Linked DNA regions of Homo sapiens: region 1 is linked to region 2. Evidence: chromatin contacts called from ENCODE Hi-C or POLR2A ChIA-PET data. All regions are on one chromosome and are shown on one strand. The core of a region is the stretch at or near the end of the contact, and the rest is flanking DNA. Distances in the headings are between cores, read along the strand shown. Region 1 overlaps PPP2R5E (protein phosphatase 2 regulatory subunit B'epsilon). Region 2 overlaps PPP2R5E (protein phosphatase 2 regulatory subunit B'epsilon).

Region 1 (2,857 bases), core at 100-2,599, 42 kb after region 2:
TAAAGTAAACTGACATAGAATGGGTATGGTGTTGATGAGCTGATTAGAAAAGGAAAGAGCACAAGTCATAAATCACCGTGTAGCTCATTAAAATGTAGTATGATAGAGAGCTGAGTTCTCTGTGCAAAAAATTACCAAGATAAGAATCTCAGCTGGGTGTGATGGCTCACGTCTGTAATCCCAGCACTTTGGGAGGCCGAGGTGAGTGGATCACATGAGGTTAGGAGTTTGAGACCAGCCTGGCCAACATGGTGAAACCCCATCTCTACTAAGATACAAAAAATTAGCCGGGCGTGGTGGTGCACCCCTGTAATCCCAGCTAGTCAGGAGGCTGAGGCAGAAGAATCACCTGAACCTGGAAGGCAGAGGTTGCAGTGAGCTGAGATTGTGCCACTGCACTCCAGCCTGGACGACAGAGCGAGACTCTGCGGTAAAAAAAAAAAAAAAAAAAAAAAAAAGAATCTCAGAACACTGAAAATAAAAGATTTCACACCAATACAATGTATCTTTTCAATGTCCCACACACCATTTTTGAAAATTACTAAGTACTTTACCCTCTTGCCAAACATCAAAAATAATATGCTCTTTCAAGATCATCTAGATAGAGGAACAGTTACGCTCTTTCCTTATAGAAAAGAAACCAAGCTGCACTTCTCTTCCTTAGCAGATACAGATAGATGGGTAGAGATAGATGATGGGTGGATGGAAGGATAGAAGGACAAACATACATACCACAAATAATACTTAAGAGTAAAAGCATTTATGCTGTATTGAAAGTCTCTGGTAGACTCTGTAAGTGATCATACAAAGGCTTAATGTGATGATCACCAATGTTTATAGATATCATTTTTCTTCTCAGTAGTTGTTACTTTCTATTAATTGGAAAGGCAGATTTGAGACACATAACTACCCTTCTGTTTTTAATTAATTTTTTTAATGTTAAGATAGAAAGTGAAAACTTCCACTCCTATTCCCCAAAGATGACCAGTGTTAAGTTTCCTCGTATCTCCTTCTAGGCCATTTCTCTTTTCCAAATTACTTGTTGTTACTTATAATAACTAATGTAATATAAAAAATAAAAAATTTTTTAAAACAAAGTTAATTGTCACATACTGTAATTTTGAAAACTAAAACATATCTTCCAAGCTACCTCTATAAATTAAGTAGAATCCTCCCTACCTATAAATGTTCTGTCACAAGCTTTCCAAACTCTGTAAAAACCTAACATTAGTATTATATATTGAGTTTTAAACAACTAGTATGAAGATGGCTTGATTTCTGAAACATCTCATCACCTATCACCAAAGAGAACCAACAGCAGCAGTGGAAAACCCCATTCTCCACCCCCCTACCCCCCACCAAGAAAACAACAACAACAACAACCAAAAAACCCCAGCTATTTAATGGCTGGGGGGGAAAAATTACCTTTTTTGGAACTGAAATAGAAACTGTTTGGATGGTTAAATGAAACCACTCACTAGAGTTTATAGGCCTAGTTTATACTTGACATGTGGAAATGAGTCTTCAGGAAGAAAGAAAATTCCTGAAGATGGATACTGATTATCTCTGTTTCTGAAGATACACTCACCAAAGAAAGGCCCCTCAGGATCATGCACTGGTGTATTCAAAATACACACTGCATCGCCCTCAAGTAAAAAGGACAAGGATAGACTAAGTCTTATCAAATTATGCCCAGCAAAATGAAGAACTTGGAAAATGAGGTTCCGGTAAAAGAAAATCTCCCCTCAAATACTGTACAATCTTTCAAAAATATGAACCACTCACTAAGTGTGCTTCTCATGTTACATAAAACTTTGGAAAACCACATCAAATCCTGTTACCTCTTAATTATACACACTAATGAAGGGATAAAAACATGGAGAACCTAAAATTCACTTCCTGCATATTAAAAACAAATGAACAGATTGTAGAGCTTGGGAGGCAGGGGATAGAGGTGGGGAGGGGTTCCTGCAACAACAAACAGAAATTTTCCTTTCTAATTGTTTACTTAAAGTTAGAATTAAAATAAGCTTTTTATATTTCCTGAACACACATCAAACAAAAATAAAGAGAGCCTGGGTGTCCATCTGAGTGGAAGGGAAACTACACAGAAGACCAGAGGAGAAACTTATATAGCGCTCATCTTTCATTAATTGTGATGAGCCAGAACTGGGGCCTCTGAGCTGATATGAATCCCTATAAGGCAAGAGGGGCCAGGGTAAGAGAAAGGACTAGAATATCACACTCTCTCCCGCAGCTCACTCTTCCACTTGCACATCCCCCAGACACAAAGGTACTATGCTCTTTAGGTCCTGGGCTCCAGCCCAATGTTTTCTACGGCATATTTCAAGGAGAGCTGCAAAGTGTCAGGTTAATGCCAGCAGCAATTCTTGTGAACCAGCAAATGTCTGTCCAGTCTAAGCCCCAGATATGACAGGAAACTGAGTTTGTTTTATTGTCAAGACTGCACCAAAAGTCACTTAATGTTTGTATACTATTTCCGCTCTCCAAATCTAATCAAATAAATACTACCCAATAAATTTAGACCCCACTAAATCTTTATATCTGAATATCATATTTATTCATTCAATAAACACTTATTCCACACCTCCTACATGCCAGACACTGCCAGCTCTCAGTCACAACTGAAAAGATTGATAATAAAACCAGAAAAGGAACCTTATGCCCAGAGTCTTTCAAAGCATTTGGCCACCTTTGATACTCATGGGTCTTTCACAGACTATGCTCTGTCCAAAGCAACACCTTTCCTGCTAACCAGAGCAAGCCATAATCATAAATCTCTACCTTTAAAACTATGTTTATTATACTACATTACACAAAAACTCTCTTCATTAAA
Region 2 (2,782 bases), core at 12-2,511:
ACGCTAGAGTGCAGTGGCACAGTCACAGCACACTGTAGCCTCGACCTCCCTGGCTGAAGCAATCCTCCCATTTCAGCCTCCCAAGTGGCTGGGATTACAGGCATGCACCACCACACCTAGCTAATTTTTGTAGTTTTTGTAAAGACAGTGCTTCACTATGTTACCCAGGGTGGTCTTGAACTCCTAGGCTCAAGGGATCCTTGCCGCCTGGACCTCCCAAAGTGCTGGGATTACAAGTGTGAGCCCCTGCATCCAGCCTCCTACCTCCCTACTTATAGCCCAGTTCCAACCCCAAGGCACACAGTATTCCACAATCACACTCTGCACTCATAACCTTTCCATAAGTTTAAAAAAAAAAAAAAACCGACTTGCCCTCTGATAATGTGGTGATTGATTATCCTGTCTACTAAAGGGTTAAGGGGTTATCTCTAGGAAGAACATATTTATATTATTAAAAAATACTTCATAGTGACAATAACAAAATGGCTTCATCCAATTGCATAATTTTAATAGGAATTTCCAGCATAAAACAAGCAAATTATCTGAAGACTCTATTGACACCTAATCTACTTTCACAGGATCATAAAAACAAGCCTTTATCAACAGATTAAAAAAAAAAAAAAACGTGGCTGAGCACAATGGCTCACACCTATAATCCCAACACTTTTGGAGGTTGAGGTGGGAAGATCAACACAGAAAGACCTCCGTCTCTACAAAAAAAAAAAAAAAATTACAGCATCCTAATAAAAAGATAAAATGTCTAATTCTGAAATTTTGACAATCTACATTGCTTGCTTGTACCATTAATGCACCCTGATATTACAAAGGTGACCAAGCAATAGCTTCTGAGCCATTTTTTACCCCACCCTGAAGTCCAAAGCAAGCATAGCATGCAGATGACAACATTTCTTTGAAAAAAGCCAAGTGGGGCAAGTTCAAGAGAGACCACTCTGAATGACATTCATCTAGATTCCAGAAACTCTCATATTACATAAATCTGCAAAAACACGCACCAGGCTCTCTTTGAGAATGGAGAGTACACATAAAAATGCGTAAGTTTCAAATTTCTGATAAAACCAGATGTCTTATGTATAGATTGTTCATAGACCCAGATGGGCCAGAAGAACCTCATTCATACAACTCTCACAAGTTTTCAGAATCTATCCTCTATTGAAAATATCATGATCTCCTACAGACAATACACTCTTTCAGGATCTTGACTATAAGCAATGTCAAAATACACTTGTTAATTAATGAATGAATAACCCAAAATAAACAAGAGTCACTGAAGACAGGTCAGGTATTAGAAAAAGATACGCATTCTAAAGAGCCATTTCCTGTTTCACAATAAATAGTTTCTGAAAATCTTGAATGAGTCATCCCTTCCCAGTCATATCATGTATACATAATAATAGTAAAAACTTAGTAAGCACTTACTCTGTGGCAGTCACTATTATAAGGAGTTTACATGTATTAACTCCTTTAATCCTTTCTACAATGCTGTGAGGTAGGTATTACCAACCTTATTTTTACATATAAAAATTGGCCCAAAGATATTTAGCAACTTGCCCACCATCACACAGCTGGAAAGGGGGCCCTGCTGAGCTTCAGACCTCCACAATCTGGCACCTGTACACTATCCCACCTCTGCTAAAGACTAATGAGAGCTGGCTTATCACTACTGATCATTTTTGTTTTCATCTAATATCTACAACGTACACTGGAGGGACCATCTGGAAGGGTTAATCTTCCTAATCTTCCTAACAGACTCTTTAACATAGATTGAGGAAGACAAGCATTCTGTCATCTATCTCCTCTTTGTACCAAGCAAAATGCAACTACCAAGGGTTAGAAAGATTCTCCAGCTGGCCTGTTATTTCTGTTAATATTTAAAAGCCCCCTTAGGCTGGGCACAGTGACTCATGCCTGTCATCCCAGCACTGTTGGAGGCCAAGGCAGGTGGATCACCTGAGTCAGATGTTCAAGGCCAACCTGGCCAACATGGCAAAACCCCATCTCTACCAAAAATACAAAAATTAATCGGGCATGGTGACAGGCGCCTGTAATCCCAGCTACTCAGGAGGCTGAGGCAGGAGAATCGGCTGAACCCAGGAGGCGGAGGTTGAAATGAGCTGAGATCACGCCATTTCACTCCAGCCTGGGTGACAAGAGTGAATCTCCATCTCAAAAAAAAATAAAATAAAGGACCCCTTTACATTAGTGTTAAGTCTCTCAAAAGATGATTCAAAGTCTTCTCTAACCTTCCAGCCTTCTCCTTTGCACTAAAGCTGGCTTACTTCAAGACTTCAACCTTGTTTGGATTTAATTTACTGTTCAGGAAAATGTAATGACACAGAAGTTTGGTTGTTTCATTTTGTTTTGAACACCTGACATTTGTTGAACTTGCATATGATTTGGAGTCTAACTGAGAGTTCAAACCTGTATTATCACCAGCACAGCCTAAGGTCAATTAGAAAGCCAGTTAGGTTGAATTGCTTTCAGCTAGTGATGGGACAGAAAGGAAGCATGAATAGAACAAGGAATAAACAAAGGAAAGGTGGAAGATATTTTAGACAAGAACAGCACAGAGGTGAGAGTGAGCACATTATGGGAGAAATTATAAGAAGATATGCATGTCTAGGGCATGGAAGACAGGTGACTAGAAAGAGTGGGAAATGAGAGGGAGGAATGAGGACATACCTGGCCAGAAAGGACTTTACAAACTGCAGGGTAACCTGGGTTTCATGTGGCTGACAACACAGAAATGTGGGACAGGAGCAAA

What was found. Hi-C counts contacts between places; a loop is a spot of excess contacts on that map. ChIA-PET counts read pairs that join two places held with the same protein, here RNA polymerase II (POLR2A). Pooled maps may share reads with other maps.
Region 1: a loop to region 2 is called in a map of natural killer cell, with 3 times the contacts of the local background. The contact joins two enhancer-like sites. A Hi-C loop is called at or near these places in 3 of 168 maps with a recorded cell type or tissue (endothelial cell of hepatic sinusoid, naive thymus-derived CD4-positive, alpha-beta T cell and natural killer cell), 13 of 37 single-sample maps with no recorded cell type and 13 of 50 pooled maps. POLR2A ChIA-PET finds 5 or more read pairs at or near these places in 9 of 52 experiments (A673, Caco-2, GM12878 and 6 more).

Annotation. Positions count from the first base shown.
Region 1 is chr14:63,511,647-63,514,503 of GRCh38, forward strand. The region is part of intron 2 of PPP2R5E (protein phosphatase 2 regulatory subunit B'epsilon); the gene reads right to left. Among named protein-coding and RNA genes, the nearest start is that of PPP2R5E, 30 kb to the right of the region's middle. RefSeq lists an enhancer at 1,243-1,532. Within about 2 kb of position 1,350, at least 2 of the 41 ENCODE cell types and tissues checked have a DNase peak (open chromatin) inside an H3K27ac peak, as active enhancers do.
Region 2 is chr14:63,470,115-63,472,896 of GRCh38, forward strand. The region is part of intron 2 of PPP2R5E (protein phosphatase 2 regulatory subunit B'epsilon); the gene reads right to left. Among named protein-coding and RNA genes, the nearest start is that of PPP2R5E, 72 kb to the right of the region's middle. RefSeq lists an enhancer at 1,541-1,620. Within about 2 kb of position 1,262, at least 6 of the 41 ENCODE cell types and tissues checked have a DNase peak (open chromatin) inside an H3K27ac peak, as active enhancers do.